2 separate regions of the Homo sapiens genome follow, and region 2 is linked to region 1. A link is an interaction called in ENCODE POLR2A ChIA-PET data of the cell type or tissue named here. Cell type or tissue: IMR-90. All regions are shown on one strand. Each heading gives the region's core, and the rest is flanking DNA. Links, peaks and the distances in the headings are about the cores only. Region 1 has its middle 230 kb from the start of LINC01822. Region 2 holds the start of LOC105374318 (a long non-coding RNA gene).

Evidence for each region. ChIA-PET counts read pairs that join two places held together with the same protein. Peaks named below come from ENCODE experiments on the same cell type or tissue, not always from the same donor. Only the 100,000 strongest peaks of a DNase experiment are listed, where the experiment ranks them.
Region 2: POLR2A ChIA-PET joins it to region 1 with 10 read pairs; 2 of 35 experiments call an interaction of 5 or more read pairs at or near these places.

Annotation. Positions count from the first base shown.
Region 1 is chr2:21,471,217-21,486,672 of GRCh38, forward strand. No RefSeq gene overlaps it. Among named protein-coding and RNA genes, the nearest start is that of LINC01822, 230 kb to the right of the region's middle. In IMR-90, for the core only: no CTCF peak of the experiment used is centred there; no DNase peak of the experiment used is centred there.
Region 2 is chr2:21,306,918-21,322,373 of GRCh38, forward strand. LOC105374318 (a long non-coding RNA gene) reads left to right here and starts at 7,204. Exons shown (of 3, transcript XR_939801.3): 1 at 7,204-10,896; 2 at 13,486-13,577. In IMR-90, for the core only: a CTCF peak has its summit at 10,408 (motif pointing left); no DNase peak of the experiment used is centred there.

The DNA.
Region 1 (15,456 bases), core at 3,154-11,153:
AGAGTGAGACTCTGTCTCAAAAAAAAAAAAAGTATCTAGCATATAAAGGTACGTAATTTCACTTATGCCACCTGCTTTCTTCAAGCCTCTTCTGTTTCCAGATGCCATAGTTTAAGACCATTGGAATGTTTAAAACAAAGCCAGAAAAGTCCCAGAGTCTCCTGCTGCAGAATAGAAATGGCACAGAGACCTGCTGCTGTGCTGGAGAGCTAGTTCTGCAGGAAGTAGATGGAAGAAATGTGTTCACTATGGGTTCCAACTGTCTAGAGAACAAAGGCTTGGATTTGGCTTAAGTGTTGAGATTTCCATTTTTGAAAAGGTCCTGTCATGAAGGCAGCCAACAGTGTAGTGGACACAAGTGGATTACCATGTTTTGGCCTAAGGATCTCACACAAGGAAATTCAGGGCCTGGGGCCACAATGAGGGTGTGAGGGGTATTGAGTGGCCTTAGGAATCTCTTAGATCTCTGTCCGTAAGGAAACCTAAGATGCTTTTGGAACTTCATAACCCACAGAATATGACATTGAAAGGTAACCAAGAATAAAAATGAGAGAGAAACTGGCTGAATATTCAAGAGTAATGAAATTCAGCAGTACCTGTTCACATATGGTAACTTGGGGACATTTACAGACTGCATGTTTGAAGTGGAAACTTTTTCCCAGAACAAGTGTATGGGAGAAATCTCAATCTGGCAGAAATGATATTGACTCTTTGGGATACATCCTAGTGGTCTTTGACTGAAGACATTTTGCTTTTCTATGATATGGGGCTAAAAGTTGCTTGCTAATTTCAATTACAGGCACATCCTGCAATGAACCAAGTGACAAATGTGGAAAGCTTTAACCTGTTTGCAAGGGATTGCTAGTTAAATCCAAACACAAATCATGTTCCTTATGGCTGACACTTCAAATACAGAGTCCTTCTGATGGTGCTTCTTAAAATAACAATTCAAGTGCTCAGTTTGTTCAAGAGCTGGTGCCTTACTTAGTACCATGTGATGCTTAAAATTTAGGCACTCTTATGACAATGAAAGGGCTACTAAAAAGGAAATAAACTTCTTCTAGAAGAAAATAGCAAATTCATGTGGCAGATACAATTAGTATATTCCTGTTACAGATGAAGAAACTAAAGCACAGAGAATAAAAGTATTTTGCAAAATTGTCCTGTGATGGCAAATTCTGTTAGAAGTATTTCCTTTACCACTCTTGATAAAGTTGCTGTTTATTGAATCAATGAAGAAATCTTGGGATTATCCCAGACAACTCCACCTCTCCTAGTAACTATATTCCACTAGTCATCAAGTCATATCAATTCATAGCTCAGAAAACCTTATCAGAATCTGCATGTAAATTATTATAAATAGTGAAAGAATTTAGCAGTATGGCTAGATAAATTTGCAAAGCCCCTGTATTTCCATATCCTTGACAATTAAAGGATAAAAAACACAACTTTCAAATATTACTTCTAATAATACTTTAAATAATACTTCTAATAACTAATACTCACATTAATTGAACATACTTATTATGTGCTAAGTACTCTGCATATATTATTTCATTTTATTAACACTACCAGTGTGTTAGTATGTTAACAGGGAAGAAAATTTGAAGGAACATATACCAAAATCTTATGGTGGCAGTCTCCTCATGGAGGAGGGATGGTATGATACAGATGAACTTCCTTTGTTCCATACTGTATTAATTAATTACAATAAGCATTCATTGTCTTTGGCATTAATAAAATGAAATTATGAAAAATTATAATTTTTCTAAAGATACTATTTAAAATGGCAACAAAAACTTAAAATACATAGAAATAAATATAAAAAGAGATATGGAAAACCTTTACCTAGGAAATTTTAATCCTCATTAAACAGTCTTTAAAAAGACCTAAATAAATGGAGAAACATGTAATGATCATGGATACATTTTAATATTTGAAAGATTTCAATTCTCCCAAAATTTACCTATAGATTCAATGCAATTTCAATCAAAATTCCAAAAGGAATTTTAATGCTATGTTATGAGGTTAATCTAAAATTAATATGACAGAACAAAAAGTCAAGAATAGGCAACCCACTCCTGAGAAAGAATAATCTGGGATGTTTGCTCTTGATATTAATATTAAGATATTATAAGTCTGTAGCAGTGGTGCACAATAGAAATGTAATACAAGCTACACATGTAATTTAAAATTATCTAGCAGCCACATTAAAAGCAAAAAGATGATATGAATCAAATGGATAATATGTATTTTAATAACACATTTAACCCAATATATTGAAAATATTATTTCAATATGTAATCAATACAAAAATAATTAAAAACATTTTATATACTTTTTTCATAAGTCTTTAAAAAACAGTATATATTTTACATTTACAGAATTTATCTCATTTTAGACTATCCACATTTCAAGCACTCAATAGTCAACAGAGCTAGGATCATAATAACACAAATTTATAGTATTTAAGCAAGTATGGTGTTAGGTCAAGGATTGACTTATTGGCCAAATAACCTCAAGAGAGAGCCCTAAACCCCTAAAGACATATGGAAGCTCAATGTTTGGAAGAGTAGGCATAGCAACTTACTATAGTATGTGTAGTAGGTGGTGATGGGGTAGTTGATCATACATTTGGAAGAAAATAAAATTGGATTTCTGTCTCATGTCTTGCACAAAATTTAGTTTCAGCTGAAATAAAGACTTAAAAATGAAATGCAAGCCTTTAAACATTTGGGAAAAAATACAGAAAAACATAGATTAAATATCATTATAACCTTTGAGTAGGGCCAGATTTCTTAAAACATAAAAGCATTAACTAGAGTGGACAATATTTTAATAAATGACTATACTAAATTTAAGAACTGCTGTTTGTTAAATTATACCATGAAGTAAATAAAAATACAAGCCACATACTGGGAAGATTTATTTGCAGCACTTATTTAAAAAGCATTATGGTTCAGAATACCTAAATAACTCCTAAAAAATCAGGAATAAAAATATGTAAAACCCAATAGAAAAATAAGTATTTCAGAGAACATGAAACACTAAAGGAAAATAAAAATGTATAAATATTCTCAACTTCATTAGTGATCAGGGAAACACAATTTAGGAATAGAAAATATCTCTTTTTTAATTTCTGTATTTTTAAAATTTTACTTTAAGTTCTGGGATACATGTGCTGAACGTGCAGGTTTGTTACATAGGTATACATGTGCCACAGTGGTTTGCTGCAGCTATCAACCTGTCATCTAGGTTTTAAGCCCCGCATGCATTCGGTATTTGTCCTAATGCTCTCCTTCTCCTTGCCCCCCACCCCCCAACAGGCCCCAGTATGTGATGTTCCCCTCCCTGTGCCCATGTGTTCTCACTGTTTAACTCCCACTTATAAGTGAGAATATGCGGTGTTTGGTTTTCTATTCCTGTGTTAGTTTGCTGAGGATGATGTTTTCTAGCTTCATCCATGTCCCTGCAAAGGACATGAACTCATTATTTTTTTATGGCTACATGGTATTCCATGGTGTGTATGTGCCACATTTTCTTTATCCAATCTATCATTGATGGGCATTTGGATTGGTTCCAAGTCTTTGCTATTGTAAATAGCTCTGCAGTAAACATATATGTGTGTGTGTCTTTATAGTATAATGATTTAAAATCCTTTGGGTATATACCCAGTAATGGGATTGCTGGGTCAAATGATATTTCTGGTTCTAGATCCTTGAGGAATCGCTGCACTGTCTTCCACAATGGTTGAACTAACTTACTGTCCCACCAATAGTGTAAAACCGTTCCTATTTCTCCACATCCTCACCAGCATCTGCTGTTTCCAGACTTTTTAATGATCACCATTCTAACTGGCATGAGAGAGTATCTCATTGTGGTTTTGATTTGCATTTCTCTAATGACCAGTGATGATGAGTGTTTTTTTTTTATTATGTTTGTTGGCCGCATAAATGTCTTCTTTTGAGAATATCCTTCCCCCACTTTTTGATAGGGTTGTTTTTTTTTCTTGTAAACTTGGTTTGGTTCCTTGTAGATTCTGGATATTAGACCTTGTCATCTGAATAGATTGCAAAATTTTCTCTCATTCAGTATGTTGCCTGTTCTCTCGGATGATAGTTTCTTTTGCTGAGCATAAGCTCTTTAGTTTAATCAGATCCCATTTGTCAATTTTGGCGTTTGTTGCTATTGCTTTTGGTGTTTTATCATGAAGTCTTTGCCCATGCCTGTGTCCTGAATGGTATTGCCTAGGTTTTACTCTAGGATTTTTATGGTTTTAGGTTTTATGTTTAAGTCTTTACTCCATCTTGAGTTAATTTTTGTATAAGGTGTACACCTTATTGAAAATATCATTTTAAATCCAATAGATTGTCAAACTTAAGAACTGTTATTCTATGTGTGGAGCAATGAGCAGTCTTCTATACTTTTAGAGTGTGAAGTGCTACAGCCACCTTGGAAAACAATTTGGTGGTATTTTTTAAGTAACCAATACTTAATGTATACTGATGACCTTGTGATTGTATCCTTGATGTATATTGGTTAGTTTGGAAGGCTATATGTAGAACTTTCGTAGCTGTGTTGTTTATAATCGTATGCAAGACTAATGCTATTGATAGGAAAATGAATGAATAAGGTATGTTTACATAATGGTCATTCTATTTTTAGTAGAGATGGGGTTTCACCATGTTGTCCAAGCTAGTCTCAAACTCCTGGCCTCAAGTGATCCACCAACCTTGGCTTCACAAAGTGCTGGGATTAGAGGTGTGAGCCACTGCTCCCAGCCCTAACAAATTTCTTAAGACTAATACAGAGTGCCACTATTTTTATAATACCTTTATTGATATATAATTCACATACTGTAAAATTTACCCTTTAAAAGTATACAATTCAGGCTGGGTGTGGTGGCTCACACCTGTAATCCCAGCACTTTGGAAGGCCGAGGTGGGCAGATTACTTGAGGTCAGGAGTTCTAGACCAGCCTGGACAACATGAGGAAAACCTCGTCTCTACTAAAAATACAAAAATTAGCTGGGTGTGGTGGTGTGTGCCTGTAATCCCAGCTACCCAGGAGGCTGAGGCAGGAGAATCGCTTCAACCCGGGAGGTGGAGGTTGCAGTGAGTGGAGATTGCACCAGTGCACTCCAGCCTGGGTGACAGAGTGAGACTATGCTTCAAAAAAAAAAAAAAAAAAAAAAAAAAAGTGTAAAATTCAGTGGTTTTTTAGTTGCAAATTTTATCATCCCTCTTCTGTCCTGCTGAACCTGTGCCCAGAGTTACTCTAAAATGGCAGTGGGGGTGTTCCTGCAAGGGATGTCCCTAAATGACCAAACTGTCTTTAGACGAGGCTGATTGGGATTCCAAAGAAAGAAGCACTAAATGCTAAGATGAATAACACAAAGCATTTATTATGGGAACTTAACATACAGAGGGCTGTAGAGTCCTTGCAACAGATAGCAAGAAAAGAGATGCTCTAAACTGGTATATCAGTAATGAGAGTTTATATGGAGTTTATATCAGGTTATGGAGTTTGTATCAGGGATGTCCAATCTTTTGGCTTCCCTGGGCCATATTGGAAGAAGAAACATTGTCTTGGGCCACACATAAAATAAACTAACACTAACGATAGCTGATAAGCTTAAAAAAATTGCAAAAAAAATCAATGTTTTAAGAAAGTTTACAAATTTGTGTTGCCACATTCAAGGCAGTCCTGGGCCGCCTGTGGGCCATGGGCCATGAGTTGGACAAACTTGGTTTATATGGAAGTTTAAGGAATGTAGCTCAGGGCTGGGGCTAGTTTCTATGTGTTTAGCAACATGATTGATCTTTTAATGTTTTGGGAAAGAATCTAAACACCTTTATCAGTGCCTAGGAATGTTCCAGGCCCTGGCTTGGGTTCAAGCCTGCAGGGGAAAACATGCAGCTGTCTGAAAGATAAATGGGAGGTGGGGGAACTGGGGGACACCACAGTCCCCAAAAGATATCTTATTATCAGTCACTATTCTTTTTCTCTCTCCCCATCTTTTAACAATCACTAATCTACTTTAGTTTCCATCTCTATGGATTTGCCAATTTTGTACATTTCTTTAAAGGAATTATACAATATGTGACCTTTTGAGTCTTACCTTTTTCACTTAGTATAATATTTTCAAGATTTATATATATGAGGCTGGGCACAGTGGCTCATTCCTGTAATTCCCAGCATTTGGGAGGCCAAGGCAGGAGGACCACTTGAGCCCAGGAGTTTAAGACCTGACTGGGCAACATAGGGAGACCTTGTGTTTACCTAAAAACTTCAAAAGAAGTAGCTGAGTGTGGTGCCATGTACCTGTATCCCTGCCACTTGGGGGCATGAGGCAGCAGGATTGCTTGAGCCAGGAAGGTTGAAACTGAAGTGAGCCATGATCGTGCCACTGCACTCCAGCCTTGGCAATGGAGCAAGACCCTGTCTCAAAAAAATAAAAAAAATCATATATGTTATAACAGGTACCAATATCTCATTACTTTTTATTGCTGTCATATCCATTATATGGATATGACATATTCTGTTTATTCATTTATCAGGTAGAAATTTGGGTTATTTGTACTTTAGGAATATTAAGAATAATATTGTTATGAACTTTTGTGAAAAAGTTTGGTCTTGACATACATTTTTCAGTTCTCTTGGATATATGCCTATAAATGGAATTGCTGAGTCCTAAGGTGTATTAGTCTATTTTCTTGCTGCTGATAAAGACCTACCCAAGACTGGGCAATTTACAAAAGAAAGAGGTTTATTGGACTTACAGTTCCACATGGCTGGGGAGGTATCACAATCATGGTGGAAGGCAAGGAGGAGCAAGTCACTTCTTACATGGGTGACAGTAGGCAAAGAGAGGGCTTGTGTAGAGAAACTCCCATTTTTAAAACCATCGGATCTCGTGAGACCCATTCACTATCATGAGAACAGCACAGGAAGGAAAGACCCATGATTCAATTATCTCCCACTGGTTCCCTCCCACAACACATGAGAATTATGGGAGATACAAGATGAGATTTGGGTGGGGACACAGAGCGAAGCCATATCATAAGGTAATTGCATTTAACGTTTAAAAGAACTGCCAAATTATTTTCCAAAATGGCCAAATCATTTAAAAATCTCACCAGTAGTATGTGAAGGTTCCTTACTCCACATCCTTAGCAGCACTTGCTATTGTCTGCTTTATTATTTGAGCCACCCTACCATGTGTGAAATTTTCATTTGGTTATAATTTGTATTTCTTTAATGACTAATGATGTTAGGCACCTTTTCCTGTGCTTATTGACACAACTATTTTTTCTAATGTACAAATTGAGTCAAAAGTGAAATAATACATTCTTTATATATTTATGTATATTTACATATTTAGTATCTATATACAGTATAATCATAAAATAAATTATATATAAATATAAAATATATGTGCATGTGTAAAATTGATAGGATAGTAGTTATCTGTGGAGGAAGTAGGTGAATGAGACCAGAAACGAACATGCAAGTAGCTTCAGTCATATTAATTAGGTTGTAATTCTTAGGATAGATTGGAGTTTTACTAGTATTCATTTTATTGTGCTTCATAACTTCATAACAAATCCTATCCTTATCAACTTGTTAAAAATATTTTCATGCACCTACAATGTGTCAGTTACCATTCTTGTGCATAGAAGTGGATATAACACCAAATGTGCTTGCATAACCACCATTTGTTTTAATTAAAAAATAAATTAAACAAACACAAGAAAAACTTTATCTTTTACCTCTCCTCTAACTCCAAAGGACTGGAAAATAGCAACCACTTTCAGTCTCCCTGCTTCTAAAACTTTCTCCTTCCAGTCCGTTCTCAAAACTGCGTCAACCTAAATAATAAACAAAGAGAGGCTCTCTAAAAGAAAATGATATTTATTCAGTAATGGACATTGCAATGGGAATACACATACCATAGTAAACTATGCAAGTGTTCAGGGAGGCAAAAAGAAGAAAAAAAGTTTTTAAAGCAAAACGGAGTAGGATTACATAATTGTTTTCAGATAATTATCTTTGGCTACATGGATCAATAACAAGGGAGGAACTAGTCCGAGGTTGGAGAGGCAGTTGCTGGGCAGAAGTCCTCCCAGAAATATTTTTTTGTGTAAGGTTACAATTAACTTTGTGCAAAACTTGTGATTTCTGCAGAGTGTTTCGTGATTTTGTTAACAAGCATTTTTGCATGAGAACCCTCTCTTTATGGTCTTCCCGGGTTTCTATTTGTCAGGTTTTTTTTTTTTTTTTGGTGGTTTTGTTTGGTTTTGTTGTTGTTTAACAAAAGTGGCTCCATTTTGACTCTGAAACTTTCAGAGCTGCCACCAGGATGATCCTTGGGAACCACAGTTTTTTTAAATCTTTTAACAACACCTTTTAAAATCTTTTAACAACACCTCACTACTATCATAAAAGAGTATAAAATAATAAAATGAAAAGCTATTTTATGTTTTTTGACTTGATTTAACCTATATCCAGCCTCAGAACTTATTGCTTAGATCAAACTGAACCAAAAACCCTTCAACAAGCTCAACACACCTTGTCATGCCCCTGGTCTCTGTAGTGCTGTATCCACCATATGGAACACCTCACCCATCCATCCTCTTCATTTTTTCTTACTGAAGAACTCCTACTAATCCCTCAAAATCAGCAATTTATGGTGCCTGGAATATTCTAGGTATTTACTATTTATTGTTAGAAGGATGAATGAATAATAAATAAAAAGGTTCCTTGGCTGTTTAAATAGAAAATTGAAAATTTCCGTATAATGGCATTTTTTAATCCTATTGCACTTGCTCTTTACCTTGTTTTTCTCCACTGGACTGTAAGTTTCTGAAGCTCAGAAGTCATATCTACATTATCTTTTTATTGACAGCACATTGCAGAGTGCCTGATGAGTAGATGTGTGCTGTGTATTGGATTAATATGTTCCCACTGCCACTGTCCTATCTCAAAGCCTACAACATCTCTTGCCTAGACTTCTTTCTAACCAACTCTGCCTCCAATATTACTCTCCTCAGTCCCTACTGGTGAAGCAAAATAATCAATTTTTCCTTACAATACTGCAAGCATTTTGAAAGAAGGAACATAATGATGTTCAGCTTTGTATCACATGAATCACCTAATACAGTGCCCTGCTGTAATGTGTTCAATAAATGTTTTTGGAATGGAGTAATTAATCATTCCACTGTCTTTTTCAATAATTCCCTCCGTGGCTTATAACAACGATTTATGTTATTGCTATAGGTCTTCAGGTTGACTGTGAGTCATCTGCTCTTTACTGGACTTGGCTTGGTGATTCTTTTTTCAGGCAGTGGGTGAGCTGGCCTTGGCTCCAGGTTTGCTCCATGTATGTGTAATCTGGGATCTAGGCTGAATGGTCAGCGGCTACCTAGGGCATGTCCTTCACATAGCATATCACAGAGTCCAAGGAGAGTAAGTGCAACTATGCTAGCTCATTTCAAGCTTCTACTTGTATCTTACCTGCTAATATCCCATTGGCCTAAGCAAGTCATTTGGAAAAACTTAAAGTCAATGACAGCTGCCCTTGAGACCATCACAAATGTGTGGATGCATAGTTCTATCACTGTGAAGTAGAGAATTTGGACCAACAACTTAATCTATCCCACCATGGTAAGATTTTTCTTTTATTCTGAGTAAGATGAGAGTGAGATGAGAACCATGGAAAGAACTAAGTAGAAAGGCAACAGCATCTTACTTCTTTACCCTCAAAAGAGTCATTCTTGCATTAAGTCTATACTCATATTCTTGCTTCTGTTGAAAGATGCTTTTTTCTTCCTCTATGCCTTATGGAAACAAGACTAAATGAAAAAAAAAGGAATATGATAGAGAGCCTAGAGACAGATATGTGCATATATGAACTCTTGTTTATAGCAGGAGTGGTGATGCAGAGCAGTGGAGGAAAAGATGTTCTATTTAAGTAATTGAGCTGGTATATTTGGATATCCATATGGCAGAAATAAAAATTGACCCATATTTCACACCATATGAAAGTAATCAATTCTGGGAGAAATGTACACCTAAATATGAAAAGCCACACCAAAAGCTCTTCAGAGTTAATATTGGTGAATACTTTCCTAAATAAGTTAGAAAAGATTTCTTAAGCAGGATATAAAAATTATTGGCCATAAATGTGACTATATTAAATTTGAAAGGCTGTTTATCAAAAGGCACGATTAAAAGAGTGAAATGTAAGCCATAGAGTGAAGGAAAAATTTTATAGTAAAATATAACCAAGAGCAAGCAGACCCTCAAAAAAGTTAAACATAGGATTACCATATGACATAAGCAATTCCTCCCCAAGTATATCCCGGAAAACTGAAAGCAAGTACTCAAACAAGTACATGTACATGTGTGTTCACAGAAGTGCTATTCACAAAAGCCAAATGGTAAAAACAACCCAAATGTCTATCCAAAGATGAATGAATAAACACATTTTATAACCATACAGTGAAATATTATTGATTCATAAAAAGAATGATGCACTGGCACATGCTAAATGTAGATGAATCTCCGAAAAGTTATTCTAAGTGAAAGAAGCCAGATACAGGATGTCACATATTGTATGATTTCATTTATGTAAATCATCCAGAGTAGATAAATCCATAGGGACAGAATACAGATTGGTGGTTGCTAGGGGCTGTGGGAGGGATAGATGGGGAAAACTGCTTGATGGATAATGAATTTTACTTTGGAGTGACAGAAATGCTTTGGAATTAGTGGTAGTGATTGCACCTCTTGGTGAATGTATTAAATGCTACTGAGCTGTTCACTTTAAAATGGTTAATTTTATGTTGGAATTTTACCTCCATAAACTACATACATAATATATATGTGTATATACATTGATATGGGTGTAAATATAGTACTTATACATATGACAAACAGTTTATAGCTAGGATATATAAACACGTGTTCCAAATCAGTGAGAAGACAATCAGCACAATAGAAAAAATGAGCAAAGGATTTGAGAGGCACTTAACAAAAAATAAAATTCGAATGGCTAATAACCATATGATAAGTTTCTCAACCTTATTTTTAGTCAATAAAATAAACTAAAAATACAGTAAGATAGATCTGTTGAGTTGGTTTAAAAATACAAATAAAAACAAAACTAACAAAACCAACTATTGGTGAGGGTATCGCACAAAACGACCCTCACATCCCATTGGGAGCATAATTTGAGTCAACCAATTTAGAATATGGATTGGCAATAACCGCTAAATTTCAACAAAGGCATATCCTATGCCATAGAAATTCTCGCTGGTAAAAACTTGAGAAATATGTGCATAATGTCCCTGAGCCATTTGTAAGAACATTTATAGTATTAGTTTTAAAATAACTCAAATGCCCATCAGTGGTAAGTGGTAGAATGGATAGATAATTTGTAATATACCTGTATAATGAAATATTATGTTGCAATACAATGAACATGGTGATAGCCACATGCAATAGCATAAATTGATATTCTGGATATGACGTTGATAGAAAAAAGTCAGGTGCAATGAATAAATAAAGTATAATTTTATTTATAGACATTTAAAAAGTAACAAAATGGAATATGTTAGCCTGATTTTATCATTTCACAATGAATACATATATCCAAACATCATATTGTACTCCATAAGTATATACAATTATTATTTATCCATTTAAAACTAAGATAAAGCTTAAAAAGAAAAGCAATAAAATTAAACCATAGTTACTATGCATGCATACCACTTAGTGAAATAATAAGGAAAAGCAGAGAAGTGATTAACATAAACGTCAAGATAGTGATGTTTTAGGGGAAAAAGAGTTTATTATTAAAAGGAGCATATGGAAGTTTTCTGAGTTGTGGGCTATTACCTGTTTTGAAGTTTTTGGTAATTTATAATAATTCATTCGGTTGTACTTATATTTTATACATTTTTGTCCATCGTAGTTCATAATAAACTGGTTTAGAAAATTCCCTTATGCCAAATTACCTTCCTTCTCAAGTGTCCTTACCTCCCCTAACATACACATCCAATTATTCCTCCATTCTCCATGTGAGCAGCTGAGAATACCCTCTGTGGTGGGCAGAATTCCACAATGACCCCCAATAACCCTTTTCCTTGTATAATTCCCTCCTTATAAAATGTGGGCAGAACTTGTGCTGTCGATAGTATATCAATCCTATTATTATTTTCTATTAAATGACAAAATGTAATTAAGGTTACTAATCAGTTTGCTTTCAGGTAATTAAAAGGGGATTATTCAAGTAGGCCTAACCTAATTCTGTGAATCCTTTAAAACAGGGGTGTCCGACCCCCGCCCTGCAGATTGGTCCATGGCCTGTTAGGAACCGGGCCATGCAGCAGAAGGTGAGCTGCTGGCAAGAGAACATTACTGCCTGAGCCCCGCCTCCTGTCAGGTCAGCAGCGACATTAGATTCTCATAGGAGCGTGATCCCTATTGTGAACTGCGCAAGTGAGAAATCTAGGTTGCATGCGTGCTACTTATGAGACTCTAATGCCTGATGATCTGAGATGAAACAGTTTCATCCCAAAACTATCCCTCCCTCCACCCTCCCATCTGTGGAAAAATTGGTTTCCATGAAACCAGTCCCTCGTGCCAAAAAGGTTGAGGACCACCGCTTTAGAAGTGCATCTAGAGCCCAGAGGCAGAAGTAAGTGAAAGAGATTCAAAGCATGCAGAGGATTCTCTGCAGTCGATATTCTCCATTGCTGGTTTTGGAAAGGAGGTGCCACAAGGCAGGGAACGGTGGGCAGCCTCTAGGCACAGAGAGAAAGCTCAGTCCAAAGGCCTCAGTCTTGCAACTGTAACGAACTGAGTCCTTCCAACACCTGGAATGTACATTCTTGAAAGTGAATTCATCCCCAGAGCTTCTAGATAAGAACACAGCCCAGTCAATGCCTTAAGTGTGATACCCTGAGCAGAGACTCTTAACTGTGAGATAAATAAGTCAGCATTGTTTCAAGCCACTACATTTGTAATAACTTGTTACACAAAAATAGAACCTTGCTCCTACTATACTAACTTTTTTGGGTCTTATGCTTCTCTTTCTTCCTTCTTTCCAGATCAAGCTAATCTTTTAAAAAAAATATTATTTGAGGCTGGGCACAGTAGCTCACACCTCTAATCCCAACACTGGGAGGTCCAGGTGGGAGGATCACTAGAGGCCAGGAGTTCGAAACCAGCCTGAGCAGCATAGGAAAACCTCACCTCTACAAAAAAAAAACAATAAAAAAAGAAAGTACTTGAGCATGATGGCAAGTGCCTGTAGTTCCAGTTACTTGGGAGGTTGAGGTGGGAGGATTGCTTGAGCCTAGGAGGTTGAGGCTGCAGTGAGCCATGATCATACCACTGGACTTCAGCCTGGGTGACAGAATCCTGTCTAAATATATATATATACACATATATATATGTATATATACACGTATATATGTGTATATATACATGTATATACATATATACATATGTATAGACCTGAGAACACCAGTCAGCCTGTGCTTTGGGTGCAGCAGGAATGAGCCTGGAGGGAGGCTGCTCTTGGAGTCCCTGCACCAACGCTGCTCCGGGCTGTGGCCACACTCCGGGCTGTAGGTCCTGCTTAGGGAAGAGCTCTGTACTGCCTGCATGGTGCGCACGGCCGCCTTCATGAGTGCTGGCTTGCCCTGTGCCCCTTCTGGCCTTATCATAGTTTGTGGTAGTATGGCAGACAGCATTTCCTTCATCCCATGAAAGGGATCTGTCGTGTATTTTGAGGAGATGTCACCCTTTTCTAAGTCCCAAAAACCCATTCTAGTTGACTCAGGCCCCCTTCTTCCCACTCAGACTCCCTATGGAAAAGTCGCCGTCTGCTGGGTGTCCCTGTGTTCTTTGGGTGACATGGGCCACCAGGGAATCCCTGGCCCGACCACTGGCTGAAAACAGGAACAAAGAAAAAATAAAAATAAAAATAAAATATGTATGTGTGTGTGTGTATTCTGATTGTGTTGGGGCACAGTTTTAATCTGAGGATTTACACTTTTCACCAATTCCAGAAATCTTCAGACATTATTATTTCAAATGTTGACTCTTCAACATTCTCCCTAATATTGTAGTAGTACATTTATTAAGTATGTGTTAGCTCTCTCTATCATCCATATTTGTTAAGCTTTGCTTTATATTTTCTATCGTTTTATTAGTATGTATTTCATTCTTAGTATTTCCTCAGCTTTAATTTCCAGCTCCCCAATTCAATCTCCAGCTGTGTCAACACATCAAATGTTTAATTTCTCTAAAAAAATTGTGTGTGTGTAACTTTCAAGGTTGCTAGTTCTCTTCCATAGTCTCCCATACAGTTTCTCTCGTATTTTCTCTTCTTTCATCTCCGTATTTGTTTTGAACATACTATCTTATAGAGTCTAATTTTTCTATTATCTTAAGTACTTTGGGATCAAATATTCTTGATTGTCAATATTTTCCTTATGGAGGATCATGTCCTCATGTGCTTTGTGGTTTATTTTTTTTTTAAATTTTAAGCTTATGTTTATAGTCATTGTTTTATTCTCAAGGTGTCTGGTCCCAGAAAGCCTGGTTATAGACATGTGGTTATGAAGTGTTTTATGTTTATTTGTGTGTGTGTGTTTTTTAATTTCCAGGTGGTCTGGGGGATTTATTGGTCTAGAACCAATTTTTGAATTCATTTATCATTTCGGAGATTTGAATTTCATATTGATAGAGCAAACCTAGGCTTTATAACTTTACCTATCATGGGTTCTATTACCTAACAAAAAGTTCATCTTTTAGCTTTCCATGCTAAATTTTGAAAAGTTAATTTTTAGTTTGGTTGTTTTTTCTTCCCTTTATATTTTCAGATACTGCTCCTGAGACACATTTTGGTTTTTCTGGTTCTAAGATAGTGGTGTTGATGCTTGTTGTGAAACTTTGGTTCTTACCTTCTTAGTTTAAAAGAATTTAAATAAGAGACACACAGCAAAGGAGATGCAACATAGAACAATTTGTTGCAAAGGAGAAAGAATATTCTGAAAGTTACATGCAGAATAGACAGTACACCCCTAGAGAGGATTCGGAGTAGGGTGCTTTCAAGGATGAGACAGCAAAGCTGGCACCAGGGAGACCTCTTTATGGGAGCCTTCCGTGGTTATTCTTAAGGGGGTGGGAAAGAGTGTTGCTGGTAAGCATGTTATGGGTGGTTCTTTGGCTGCACATGTGCAGTAGCTTTACATGCTTGTTCATACATCGCATGTCTTATTAGCTCTAAATCTCCACCCAGGGATGTGTTTTTTACTATTATAATGAACAAAGAGTCAGTCTGAGGACAAGTGAAATAAAAATGCACATGGTCTCTGCAGGGGAAATTCCCTACTGGAGAGAGTTTTGCTTGAATGAGCTTGACTACCATGCAAATGCTG
Region 2 (15,456 bases), core at 3,838-11,837, 160 kb before region 1:
GATCAGTCCCTAATTCCATTTTCTTTCTCCCCACATCTATCCTGTTCACAGAATCCATCTTCTCAAATCACTGATTTATTTTTATTTACTCTGTTTAAGAAATATCTATAGATCATTCTCTCCATGCCTCTCTGTTATCTCAATCCTACATTCCAAGACCCAGCCCCAGTGCACCTTCTCCAAGGAACAATGTTTTTCATCAAAACCTTCATCTCTCTTTGTTGACATCTGCTTCCAAAGAGCTCAACCTGTGAAAATTGGTACTGGACATGGTCTAAGAAAAGCAGGTGATTAAATGGGGCTTTAGATCTCTAGACATCAGATTGACAATAAGTGATTAGCCTGTGTACCAATCACTGGTATGCACACAGCGCTTGGCCAAAGATAACATTCCTGTTGTCAAAACTTTAACTAGTGATGAAATGAGATGGTGAACTGGGGGAAGGAAATGTACTAGCAATCAGGATATATCAGGTTTTTGAGATAAATGTATGAAATGAGTAAATAGTATCTATAAGCGTGGTAGGATTGGAAGGCTATCGCTAAATTCCACTGATCCTTTACAGTGAGATAATGAAGAGTTGAAGGTGAGTAAATGCAATAGAAAGCCAGAGGGCATTTGGTTTCATACAAAGAAGCTCTCATCTCGAAATCAAGAACCAAGCTAAGACTTAATAGTGATAGGGTCTGACGTTTAAAGTGATAGTGGTTAAATGCTCAACCACAGTAGGTTTGTTTTGTTAGAGTTCAACCAGAACTAAGAATATTGCCCAGAGGGGTGGTTAAGTCCCTAGGAAGAAGGACCACGGCAACATCATGGCATAGACTTGCAGTAACGTTTCCCAAGCCCTTCTACAAAGACACCTAAGGTCATTTACATAAGTAACTGCACTGAGGAAAGGGGATCACAAAGGCATTCCAAGGACTATTGAGCATGGATTTGAGTTGATATTGATACCCGAAGACCTAAATTATATGATGCTCCTGTTGGAGGGCAGGCATATGAAGTCCTGTATGAGGTCAGGTGGTTATTTTCCCCTTCTTTAATATACATTTGTGCTTGACATACTTCGCAATTGGTGCAAGAACCGTACTGGGGCATTAGTCTGTGTGGTCAGACCTACTACAGAGGAAAGAAGGAAGACTAGGATCTTCCCCTTACCCTATCATATCCCTGTAGTCAAGATAGTGAATCAAAACTAATATCACATCATAGAGGGGATGATTGAGATTAGTGTCATACTTAAAGGATCTAAAGGATGCAGAAGTAGTGGTCTCCATCATAACTCCATTTATTTCATAAATCTGGCCCTTTCAAAAACTGGACGGAACTTGGAGGACGATGGTAGATTCCCATCATATTTCCATTTATTTCATAAATCTGGTCCTGACAAAGCTGGATGGAACTTGGAGAATGATGGTAGATTACTGCAAGCTCAACACGTAGTAGTCCCAATAATAGCTGCCTTGCCAAACGTGTTATGTTTTCTAGAGCAGATTAATACAGCCTATGGTAAGGTATATGGTAAGCAGCCATTGATTTGGCGATTGGATCTTTTTTATTGCAATCACAAAAATGGTTTAGAAACAGTTCACATTCATATCATATGGAATGGATAAATTCATGCATTTACATTTTTGTTCCAGGTCTATGCTAACTCTCTTGCCCTGTATCAAAATATAGTCTGGGGAGTTCTAGATCAGTGCTGTCCAATATAAATAAAATATGAGCCACATGTATAATTTAAATTTTCTAGTAATCAAATTGAAAAAGAAAGGGAATAGAAAATATTAATTTTAATAATATACTTTATTTAACCCAATGTTTCCAAAATAACATTATTTCAACATGAAACCAACATAAAAATGTGAGTGAGTTTTTTTTTTTTTTTGGTACAATGTCTTCCATATTTCTGATGTGTTTTACACTCATAGCATATCTCAGTTCTGATGCTAAATGTTCATGGACTATATGTGAGCTCATAATATTTATCTTTGAAAAAGTAGATTCACATGCCCAATTGTTTCCAACGTACTTTAAAAATACCTGATAACTGAATCAATTACCAAAAGAATATTTTTTTCTTTAATATTTGCATCCACATTGACACAAAGAATGTATCTTTTTTAAAGAGTTGATTTGACTTTGAAGCAAATGTGCATCAGTTTCAAAATTAAGACTGCTAAAATTAGTGAAATTCATTAGCTCTTTTGTCAACTCAGTATTATTAAAATGGAATGCAAAGGGTTAGTGCACAAATTGAAAAGCAGCCCTACATTTATCAATGTCAAAAAGTGTTCACCAAGTTCTTCTCATAGTTTTTGTAATCAACTTATTTAATACTATTGATTACAATTAAAATCTTCTCCATATTGGTTCGTGTTGGAAAAATACATAAAAATTCTTATTGATTTGTATTATGAAAACTTTTAATTTTAGCATAAATTTGCATATATGTGTACCTAAGTCACAAATACACTTTTGCTTTCCATAGAGCTTCAAAGTCAGTTTATTCAGATGCAGTGTAACATCAGTGAGAAAATGTACATTGCATTGCCATTTGTTGCCTTTAATTACTGGATATTTGGCAAGCATTCTTTTTGTTTTGAGAAGTTTACAGTTTATTGGATTTGGAGATTATAGTTCAGGAAATTTCTGTACAACTCTTCCATTACTCATCCGATATAAGATTATTAATTTTATTGTTTTTTAGTTCTTTCAAATATTCTATAACCTGGTGACAATTCGTAGCTTTTGCACATATACACTGCATAGTTTTAACAACTATATCAATGATGATTTTCCTAGAGTTTGCTTCAGAAAACTGAACACGAATATTTCAAGTATGTATCAGATAGTGGGACAAATCAATAAGGGAAACATCAGTGTCTTGTTTTAAAATTCCAGTAACTTAACAGTAGTGTTAAGTCAAACTTGGATTAGTGATGGAAACAAATTTTTCATATTTAGGTGAAACTGTTTTTTGAGAGTTACAAAACATTTTAAAAGTCTATGTGATGAGTCTGATTTTTTAGGTTGCAAATTGACATTTGTTTATACATTTGGAAGTCAAAATGGGACAAAATATACCAACGTATTAATTGGGCTGTGTCTCTTAATATTGTGTGATTCATATAAAGCTAAATAAAAGTACTCGCAATTTTTCAAATTTGAATCTATTTTTGATAGTGTTAGAAAGGTCTAGTATTCTATTGATACTTGTTTTATTGCTTAATTGATGATCTTTTACTATTTCTAAAACATGTTTTCTATATTTTTCTCATAATTTTAAAATTCTTTATTTAATTAAAAATTTTTATTTTAGAGATGGAGTCTTACTCTGTTCCCATGCTGGTCTCAAACTCCTGGGCTCAAGTGATGCTCCAGCATCAGCCTCCAGAGTAGCTGGGACTGCAGGTGAGCACCACCATGCCTGGCTTCTCATAATTTTTAAATAAACTTTTTATAACTGGAATAGTAATTTTTTTTACCATCTCTACATTCAGAAATCATTTTCTATTTTGTGTAGGAATCTAAGATATTTTATAGCTGACCAAAGTTATACTCTCAGATCTCATTAAGACTCTTACAAAATTATTGTTGGATATTTAATTCTAATTCAGGTAACTAAATCTATTGATTGCCTTTTTTACTCTTGGGAGAAACCTTATCAAATTCATTATATATTGGCTGAAAATGTCTCAGCATTTTTTACTTTGTTATCTCGAAAAACTTGTTACACAACAAACCACATTTTTTTTTTTTTTGGTTTGCTTGGCTGCAACAAATTGCAGTCACCATGCATCATAAAACATGTGACATACTTTCTTCCAGGCTTTTTTTTTTTCTTTACCTTTCCAGTTGTAGTAGCAGCTTTTGCATTTTCTTTCAAATCTGCATCAATAATATGCCTTCATTTTCATGTTAAAAAATTACCCATATTCATTTCTTTAATCTGGAAAAATGGTTTAGTTACATTATAATAAAAACAATAATAAACATTTTAATTTAATTATCAATTACATTTTATATTGGTATTATTGGGATATTTACTGATTACAAAAAATATTTTTAAAAACGCAATATTACGCTTATACCTGGAAAAAAATTGTAGTGAATTTGTTGACATCTGCTCAATTGGTGATGTGTTTATGTATAATACTAGAAATAATGCATGCCCCTCATAAGTGCTTTATATATAGTAATATTATTCCATGAAATGGTTAACATGCCATGTAATCTTACACAAAAGGTGAAGTTATGTGTAACAAAAAAATTTTACACTGTTTCAGTCTTTTTTTTTTTTTTGAGACGGAGTCTTGTTCTGTCACCCAGGCTAGAGTGCAGTGGTGTGATCTCGGCTCACTGCAAGCTCCGCCTCCCAGGTTCACGCCATTCTCCTGCCTCAGCCTCCCCACCAGCTGGGACTACAGGCGCAGGCTGCCAAACCTGGCTAATTTTTTTGTATTTTTAGTAGAGATGGGGTTTCACCATGTTAGCCAGGATGGTCTTGATCTCCGACCTTGTGATCCGCCCCGTCGGCCTCCCAAAGTGCTGGGATTACAGGCCTGAGCCACTGAGCCCAGCCGGTTTCAGTCTTTAAATTTAACTTCACTAAAATTAGTTCAAATTAAATATTCAGTTTCTCAGTTGCACTAGTCACATTTTATATGCTCAACAGCCACGTGAGGTTAGGGGCTACCATAATGGATGACACAGATCTAAGACTTCTGGACATCTTGCAGAACATCACATTTATCCATTACATCAATGACATCATGTTGACCGGGCTGGAAGAAGAAGAGGTAGGTGGCATACTGAAAGCTATGGTAAGACTCATGGGGAGCAGAAGAGGAATTCTGCAAATATTCAGGAACCTATTATATTCATAAAATTTTTAGGAACCCAGTGGTCAGAAGCATGACACAACATCCCTCTGAAAGGAAAAGAGAAATTGTTGCATCCTGCACCTTCTGTCTTGAAGAAGGGAGCACAACAGTGCTGGTAGGACTTTTCAGTTCCATTGGTAGTGTATTCTACACATCATAGAGATATTGCTTTGGCCCATACATAAGTAACACAAAAGCCTGCTAGCTTTAAGAAGGCCCAGAACAGGCAAAGTTTCTGCAGTCCTACCACTTCAGCCATATGATCCAGTAGACTCTGTGGTGTTGGAGGCATCGGTGGTGGCAAGAGATGCCACCTAGGGGTTGTGACAAGCTCTAGTGATGGAATCCCAAAGCAGGCCCATGAGGTTCTAGAGTAAAGGCATGCTACCTGCAATGGAGAATCATGGTTTTTTGTTTGTGTGTTTTTTGGTTTTGGTTTAAAAAAGAACAAAAATCAGCTCCTAGTATACTGCTGAGCCCTGATAGTGACAGAATGCCTGACAATGGGGCAACAGGTGACCATGTGGCTGAAACTCTCCGTCATCAGCTGAGTCCTGTCAGACTTTCCAAGTCGTAGGTTGGGTAGACCCACAACAATCCATTGCAAGATGGAAGTGGTGCATCCCGGGTTGGGCATGAACAGGACCAGAGGACACAAGCAAGTACCTGAGCAGGTAGCCCAGATCCCTGTGGCATCCACTACTATTGCATTAGTGATTATCCCTTGGCTCATGCCTAGGACTGTGTGTGGGATCTCATGCAAGCAGTTGAGGAAAGAGGAAAAAGGCTGATCTTGCTGACCAATGGGTCAACCTGTTACATGGGTAAAAACCAAAAATGGACAGCCACCTTATTACAGCCTGGAGGTATCCTTGAAAAACAGCAGTGGGAGAAAATTCTCTTAATTGTAAGAGCTTTGGATAATACACTTGGCCATCTATTTTGTATGAAAAAAGAAAAGGTTTAATACATATGGCCTCACAGGCAGCAGCAAATAGAAACAGACTGGAAGATCAATAACGAAGTCTGGGTTGATAACATGTGCATGGACAAATGCGAATTGTCATGAAGTGTGAAGATTTTTATAGCACATGTTGTACCCACCAGAGATCACCAAAAGAAGAGGCACTAAAAAACCAAATAGGCAAAATGACTCAGCTGGATGATGGCAGCCAGCCTCTGTCATCAGTTACTTCAGTGCTGGCTTGAGGGATACATGAACAGAATGGCCATTATGGCAGAGGTGAATGCTACACCTGGGTTCAGCAACACGGATTCTGAGTTACCAAGGCTAATCTATTTACTCCCACCACCAATGTCCAGCCTGCCAGCAACAGAGGCCAGTGCTGAACACTCAAATTGCACCATTCCTTGAAAATATAAAGTGGCCACTGGTGGCAAGATGATAACACTGGACCCCTCTCATCCTGCGAGGTGAGCAGTTTCCTTTCACAGGAATAAACACATAGAACTTGTGTGGGTATAAGATTTTCCCGCCTACAGGGCCCAGCCAGCACCACTAGCAAAGAGTTTATGTAGTGTTGCATTCAACAACATTGGATCCAACTGGAAAGGGAAAGAGGGAGGGTGGGATGGGGTTGGGGGTAGGGGAGAGAGAGAGCAAGAGAGCTGCATTCCCAGAATGAAAGGAGTTCACATGCCTAGAGAGGTATCAGTAAAGGGGAGTGGGAGACAGAAAGTTGGAAGGTTTTTCAAGGGGTGGATCATGGAAAGGCCTTGTAGGCCATGCTAACAAGTTTGAGCCATATGGATATAGGTAACCAATGAAGGACTTTTTTTTTTCTTTTTGAGACAGAGTGTCAGTCTGTGGCCCAGGCTGGAGTGCGGTGGTGCAGTCTTGGCTCACTGAAACCCCTGCCACCTGGATTCAAGAGATTCTCATGCCTTAGCCACTCACGTAGCTGGGATTGCCAGCATGCCCCACCATGCCTGGCTAATTTTTGTATTTTTAGTAGAGATGGGTTTCGCCATGTTGGCCTAGCTGGTCCTTGAACTTCTGGCCTCCAGAGATCCTCCTACTTTGGCCTCCCAAAGTGCTGGGATTACAGGCGTGAGCCACCGTGCCAGATCCCACTGAAGGATTTTAGAAAGGTGGGTGGCATGATTGGATTCGCCATGAACTCCTTATTATCTCGGACTTTATTTCTTACCTTATTTGTTGAGAAGAAGAGGGATGTGAAATTTGGAACTAAATTAAAATCCATGTGAGCCAGGCCTCTGTCCTATTTATCTCAGAAGAATGCCCTCTCATTTTTATAATGAGACAATCGCCAAGATTATACTTTTTTTAAAGTGGCAAAAACATACAAAAGGAGTAAAGGGGATCTTTGCCTGCTCATATTTGTGAAAACCAAGAACAGAATATAGAAATGCCCAAAGAGCATGTTTGAATACATCTCTTTGTAAAACATGACAGAAAGGAGTGATTATTTAAATTGGACAGGACTTTGCATTCCTGGCTCCTTGGTGGCAGTGCCTTTTGTCTGAACTCTTTTACTAGAAAAATGTCACAAAGGATAAAAAATGAGTCCAATAAGTTTTATTCAATTTCAGAGTCTATTATATATTCTGTTTTACACAAAGCATATAATTTTAAATTTCATAGATAGGCACACTGAACATACACTTGGTAGATATACAGCTATTTGTACGAGTGAAATTGAAACCCTCCAGGGAGGGTACATTAATAATTCCTTACTTGTAAGACAGAACAGCCATCTCATATTCCAAACAAAGCCCGGCCAGCACAGAAGTGATTCATGGTCATTTATGAAAACTGATTACCAATCACCAGATTGTAAAGCCATGGCAACATTTATTTTTCAATCTCATAAACAATAAAGCTCCTTTTTGTTAAACACATGAGGGACCTCTTTCCCATGGAGGAGTTAGTAAATGCAAAAGCTAATTTTCCACATCTGACAGCATTCATGAAAGCTGATGAATACATGTATGATAAACACATATTTCAGTAGAAAGAAAAATTAATGTGTATATACCTACATAGCGTTTTCTTTCACTGGGGTGTTGATCTGAGAGTAGCGGTCAGGGGAACCTGAATCTTTTATTTTAGTGCCTCAAAGGCAAACATTTTCCTAATTGGACAGTTTAAAATATTCAGTTCATTAATCCTAGATAAAAGCCATATTCATATTTAGCTTAAATGGTTCTTTTCAACAAGATATATTAAAATTGTAGTTTCTTTATTTAATAATGAGAAACAAGAGATCACAATAATGTCTGATTTGTAGCTTATTCTCGATACTTGGTAAAGACATTAGACAAACCATTTATGAATTTTCTGTCAACAAAGTGTCCTAAGGTACCACCAGGAAGAACCAGCATGGTTTTGTGACCCACAGGTCCTGCTGGGGCTGCTTTTTCCTATTCCAGTGGTTGAAAGCCAGGCCAAGTGGACACAAAAAGTAGCAAGGTCATTCTCTGCTTGGCCTTCACTTGTTGTGTCAATGTCTGTTATGTGTCCCAGGGAGACAGTAACTTCTCCAAGGTCAGCCTGAAAGCCTGGAAGTCTTCTCCCCCATCCTGTAGCCAAAAGTGGTGGTGAAGGGATATGAAATCCAACACTGAGTGAAGGGGTAGGAAGAGGGTGGGGGGATGGAGGAACACAGGCAAATCAATTTCCCGTGATGTGCATAATTGGTCTTACACTTGGAAGTGCTTCTGAAAACATTTTCATTCAGAGTGAGCTGAAGAAGTTTAAGAAATAAGCAGTCCTAAATCAGATGATAGGTTGGGCCATTTTCAAGGGTCATGTGGCCAGAGCTGAGCAAGTTGAAATTTTGCTGGCAGAAGTCCATTGGTATTTTTGGACCCCTGTAGGAAGAATAGGTAAATGTAGATTTTAGGCAATGTGGCTTCTCCTGATGTAACTCTTGAGTTTGACTTTGAAGCACTGGGCCCGGACTTAGTCTTTCCAGAGCCTTAGGACCCCCATGTCTAGGTATTCATTAGAAGAGGCGAATCCATGTCCAGTCTTTGGCTCCTGCCTTGTTACATCTCTTCCTTGTCCTTTGGCCAAGCTCTGCTCCAGGCTTGAGCCTTTTTTATTTCTATAACACAGTTTGATTCACTGTTGTTGAAAATCTTGAATGGTGGCATCATTAATAATACATTCATTACCTCAGTCAAAAATGGCCAGCGTTCTGCCTTCTTATCTGCTTCCTTGAGCATTTTATTGCCAAACCATGAAAAGAAGTGGAGTTGTGGGGGCAAAAGTAGTTCAAAACTTCCAGTCCAGTTCTGGCCGCAAGAACAATCTTTAATTCTTGTTTTGCACCAAATATACTATCCCTTCTGGGTCTGTTCTAAGCTGTGTAAGCAGATAATTTCCAGTTTTTCAATGGCATTTTTAATAGTTACCTTCTGGAATTCAGCTTTCAAGGGATTTCCTGATAAGAGCTATGTAATCAGGATGGAATCTCTTATTAAAAGGATTTTCCTTTTCCAAATCTTGAAAAAAGTCTGTTTCTCTCTTCTCAAATTATCAGGCAATCTATCAATAATTGAAGGTGAGATTGAAACTATGACCTTGGCAGGTAGTGCAGAAGATTTGCTGAAGTTGTTTAATAGTGTGAGCTATTTTTTAGATTACGGAGTGTTTTTAAACTATATTAAAAGTAAACTTCTTTTCACACTCTTCAGGGGCCTGGGAACAGGTTCATTTGTTCAACAAACATGTCACTTATTCAACAATCAGTACTATGAAAGTAGAGGAAAAGAGTGAATTGAGGAAGTTTCCAGTTGCCCTTCACACTGACTCTCCTTGGCACGTTGCTGCTGATGGGTCCATCCTTGGCCTACTTACCATGGTGTCGCACAGTTATGAGGACAGTTCTAAGTCTGTCTCTGGATAAATGATGTACCAGGCCCTAGTGCATACAGACCTTCACCTGAATCACAGGGGGTATGTTAAAATGGCTGCAAGCCAGATACACAGTCAGTATCTAAATGGAAGGACTGGAAATCTGTGTTTCCACAAGCTCCCCAGGTGATTCTCAGGCTAACTAAAGTCTGAGAATTAAAGCATCAGAAATTGTGCCTAGAAGCCTGCCTTTGTAAGTTAATAGAATGATCTTGGATGATCTATTTAACCCCTCAGTACCTCAGTTTCCTCATCTGTAAAATGGCAGATAATAACAGTGTCTACCTCATGGGAATAGTTTTAAGGATTATGTAGTTATTAATTAAAAGATGTTAAATGCTTAGACCAGTGCTTAGAGGTGCTATGTAACTGTTTTCAATTATTATCACCATTAGTTCTAGGATTGCTTATAGCTGGACACTCAGCCTGTACGGCTTTCCCTATGAACCTTCAGCTGTGCCCAGTTTCAGGGCTCAGCAGGGTGTCTGAAGGCAAGGTCTCTTGTCTTGTGCTTAATTGGGAGAGGATGAGCAGGGGGCATATTGTGAAGCAAGGGGGCTCAGAGAGCTCTGGGCAGTAGACGTGGTGATTGAGGCCAACTTTCGTTTAAGTCTCAATACTGCCCCCTCGTGGCAGTATAAACTAAGGCCGGAGCCTATTTCCGTTACCTGTTAGACGGAAGTGAAAAAATTAATGGCTACTCCCTTTCATCTCTTCAATTTTGCCTTTTTTTTAACGAATCGTTAAAATAGGGACATTTCCTGTTAACTTGACTTTGGTATTGTGTTCTCTGACCCAAAATTGGGAAACCACGCTGAAGGGTGATTCCACAATGAGCTGGTCAATCTTGGCTATCACCTTCCTCCAAGTTATATTGTGGGAGGCTAAGTAAAGAATTAGGAGAGAATGGAGAGGCGGAGAGTTCTTTGGAGATAGAGTGTTAGTGTGCAGAACGTTCCCTCCTGTCCTGTCTTCTGCCCCTTCCTCCTCTCAAAGCTGAGTGGGAAGGGGCTTCACACAAAGATCAGGAAAGCTTGACGTATGGCTAGTGAACTTTAGGAGGGAGAGGTACTGGGATGTGGCTCAACCAGAGAAAATCCCAGGTGAGCAGCTGGCTGGAGTTCCTTGCGGTGGCAGAGCAGGGACAGGGCTACCATAGAGTGAGCTGCCCTCCCACCACAGTGGGGCAAAGGTGCTTGTTTTCTGTGGGCCAGATGTAGAGTCTGATGGACAGAGGAGGCCGTGGGCCATCTTGCAAAAGAACCTTGGCCATGAGGCGTCCTGCTTAGGGGTGAGGTGGGCTCTGCAGAAGGACTGCACTATTAGCTGTAGAAGCCATGGAGCATCCTGCGGGGTTAGCTAGAGATTGTACTAGGGAACTGCAGTCAGAGAATGGGGGGTGGAGGAGAATTTCTAAATACCCACAAAAGCAACCTGGGAGAGAAAGGATCAAGTCCAACATATGGACAATTACTACACTCAAGGTACCAACACTAGATTACAACTCTGCCTGACAAGAGAGGCCTTTTCTTTCCTTCCTTATCTCTTTTCCCTTCCCTTCACCTGACTATGGAGAAGGCAGAAATGGTCAGTGAGGGAGGAGGTGAAGCAAACCAAATCTGAAATTGTCCACACCCCTCCAACTCTGCTGATGTAGGATGTAGATTTCTGAGCCTGGGACAAACCAAAGCTTGGCAACAGGAGAGACTTTATATTGAATGAGGGTTTGAAAGTTTAATATTAAACTTGACTGGGGCTTTCCAAATCATGAAGTAACTGAAAATGCTGTAGGAACTGTCCAGGATTTTATCTGACAGGGAAGACTGATTCTACGGAGTAGGTGTAAAGGGTCAGCAGTGAGATAGAAGAAAGTTACCTTTGGCTTGCACACTGCCAAGTCCAGCTGGTTCACTAAACTAGGTAGCCTTGTAATATAAGATTCAAAGGCGCTAATGTGTGGGAAAGTACTTTGAATATTATAAGGTGATGTACATACTTTGAAATTAAAAATATTTTTATATATAGGTGTAGCTAAAAAAATAAGACAGAAGAGACCTATTAAGCACCTACTCAGTGCAAAGTTGACCTTGCTTTCAGTGTTTAGAGGATGCAGGAAAAAAATACGACATTGTTCCTGCCTGTGGGGAGCTTATTGTCTCTAAAGAGCGACAGTTGCAAGCCCCACCATTTCCTTATCCTCTTTTCTGCCAGGTCAAATGAAGTCAGACAGCAAAGGTGATTGAATTTTCAATCTTGAAAATACATCATGGAACCTGATTTTCCAAAGAAGTGATTCAAACTGAACAGCAAGGAAGCTTAACTTATTGCTGCCTGTCTCAGAACTCAAGCTCACACTTCTCTTTTCTTCAAATACTCGCCTGTTTCTAACAATCTGCCCACTGCTCTGGGTCCCGATGCCTCGACGCTGCATCTTGCTGCCCCGGTACTCTCTTTAACCTCAGGAGAAGAATCCCCACCTCGTGTCACTAGAATGTGGAACAGAGAAGAAGGAAGAGCTGACATAGTACAGACCAAGAAGATTTTAAAAACAAACAAACAAACAAACAAACAAAACCACATCCAGTTCCATCAGCCACACCTGGCAGTAAAGCCCTCAGTGGCCAACTCAGCAGTCCCACTTTGATTCTTCTTAGACGGCAGCATCTTCTTAGATAATGCTGTGCCTGATGCACAGTAGAAGCTTAATAAATACTATGACAAATTAATGTCTTTACTGATTATATATAGTTTTCTGGGTGAGAGCAATGAAGATAATCCTATGTCTTCCTTAATCCAGGCAACAGACAGCTTTCTGTTTAAAATTTGTGTTCTGGATAATCAGGGTATACAGAATGCTGATGTATTACCATAGTATCAAACTACAATAAGGCAATGTTAATCTAGCAATATATATAATGAGAATATTGGCTACAACAGAAAAACAGGGGCTTGTCTGGTCTGTATCTCTCAAGTGTGAGGAAGCAGTTTAGTCAAACAAGTTGAAAAATAAAACAAAATTTAAAAAGGATAAAAAAAAACCCTGGTTCTTTGTTTTCCAGGGGAGACCATCTCTATACTGAACTAAATTTAACTTCCCTATTGTGTATGATCGCCCTCCAATATGGGGCTACTCTGCCCAGAGGGACGACTTTGCCCGTGATGAGGATTAATCCCACTCTTGACCCACACAGATGGTTTTAGTGACTGTATCTTTTGTGCAGCTCCATTTCTTCTCAAAATGTGCAGATGAGATGTTTCTTCCAGCCTCTGGATATTGAGGTGCCTGGGATACCTGAGTGAGGGAAGAAAGGAGCACCAAGAAGTGGCAGCTGAAGCCAGATTGCACAAGAGAGAAAGGAAGACCATCCAAGGCAGACAGAAAAACTCAAGAGAGCAGCCGTCTGGGGCTATTTATCACATGAACAAAGTCAGAAGCCTTTCAATCTTCCTCCTGTATTACATCAGGGTTCATTTTTAAAAGATACGCAACTTGGTGATCACAAGTTATTAAAAAAAAGTAGAAGAGATGGAAGTGTGGGTGTCATGCGTTGTGAAAAATTGTCCATTTAAAATGGATACAAAATGGAAGCCCAATTTTATTTAATGACAGTAAACTTATCTAGAATGCTGCATTCCCATAGCCTATCAGCTGAGAATTAGTTGATTGAACACCTTCTGCTTGTCTTTGTCAGGCCCATAGCTACATGAAGACTGGTCTCTGTCCTCAAGTTGCTTACAGTTTGCAGGTGCTACACCAATGGGTATCATTTGTATCTCACATAGGGTGAGTATTGATGGTTGCTCTGCCAAGCCTTTTAGTGACTCTTACCTTGCTCTTCACGCAAAGAATATATCATATACTGCTGTGCCACCCAGGGCCATTCTCTCACAAATTAGAGCTCCTTGATCCTGATCCTCAGAGTTGTAGAATGAATTCCACCCTAGGATCCAGAAAGGAGTTTTGGGGAGGGTTTTGGAAATGGTGCGAGAATAACCCGCAACCTAGGGAAGCAGGCTGCATCACAAAGCATGAATAACCAGGCCCCACAGTGGTTCGTGGAGCTCCAAGCAGAATCTATCTGCCCAGAGGCAGCATGTGGTTGGAGGGGAAAGAGCCTACCTGGTAGGAGATGACCTAGCTGTCAGTCATCCTTTTAAAGCTACAGGCCTTGGGGGAAATATTTTTCTTTTGGAACCTCAGTTTTATCATCTGAAAACCAAGAGGTCTGACCTCACACCCTCTGTAAAATTCTTCCTGAGTTGACTTTCTGATTAAACCATTTCCTCTTGCTATGTGCTATTGTCGTCCACAGCTGGATCTGTTTCACTGACATTTGGATTAAGCCCAGTGAGGCAGTAAATACACAGCGCAAAGTTCTTTATATGATAATAGGGTGGACCCTGGCTGGCTGAAGGCCCTGTGCACCCAGGCACAATGGCCCCAGAATTCTGCATCTGACTCAGTGCTCCCCACATTATGTGCAATAGACTTTGGTGAGGATCAAAGAGAGGCATTGAGGAACCATGTCCACCCTCACATATCCTTGATCTTGAATGTAACCTTCACACTGCTGGTTTGTTGATTGGCCTATTTTGGAAGACTTCTTAGCCAAGGTCCAGTTGCCAGAATGGCCAAGTCTTCATATCTGAATTAGCATTTGTATTCTCCCATAGGTCACATGCTACCTGATTTGAGAAATTAGGACACATTAAAGATTGTATTAATTCCCAGTCATTCCTTCAAAACAAAAAAAAATGACTGAACAAATAGTCATAAGTTTATTTAATTTCTATTTGCTCAGGCTAGACATCTTAGGACACCCTTAAGCCTCTTCTTACCTTGGGACTAATATGTAATCAGTAATGAAGCCTTTTGATGCTTCTCCATGCTGCTGTTCCTCTCTGGGTCTATCTCTACAACCCTAATTTAGGACCATCTCACAGTCTATCTTGACTACTACAATATTTTCCAGAGTGGCCACCATGCCTCATCTTTCAACATTTCCAAATCCCATTTGTCATATGTGTGTATCTACATTAGCTTGATACATCTTAAACCTTGGCCATGGTTTTCTCTTAGACAGAAACATCAGTGTTTTCTATTGATCCAGAAAGAAGTCCAAATTTCTCAGGTTCATATTTAGCGCCCTCCACCCTGCCTCTCCATCCTCTGTTTATCCTCATCCTGACATAGTCCAACACAAAACCTAGGTCCTGTCATCACTAAATTTTTAGCGAGTCTTCGAATAACTTCCATTTCCTTCCATTACATATCATGTACATTCCTTAAACCCTCCACCATGCTGTAAGCACTTTAGGGGTAATATTCAAGCTGACTTCCTCTGTCTCCTATAATAGCTAGCCAGGAGTGTGACACAGACTTCATTTTAGTTCTTATAGAACAAATCAGTGATTGTCCCCCACAAAGCCAAAGCCATTTCTACCTTCAAGTCTTTCTCGGACAATGCCCTCTTGGAGTGCTTCCTTCTGCTCACCTTACATTTTTTGATATTTTGGTGAGTTAAAGTTAATTTTCATCTAAAGTTTCCCTTTTCTTGGCATAAAGCTCCTGATAATCTGTTCTTATCATATTAGTTTTGGTGGCATTGGTAATTAAATTCCCCTTTTTATTCCTAATATTGTTTATTCATGTGTTCTGTACC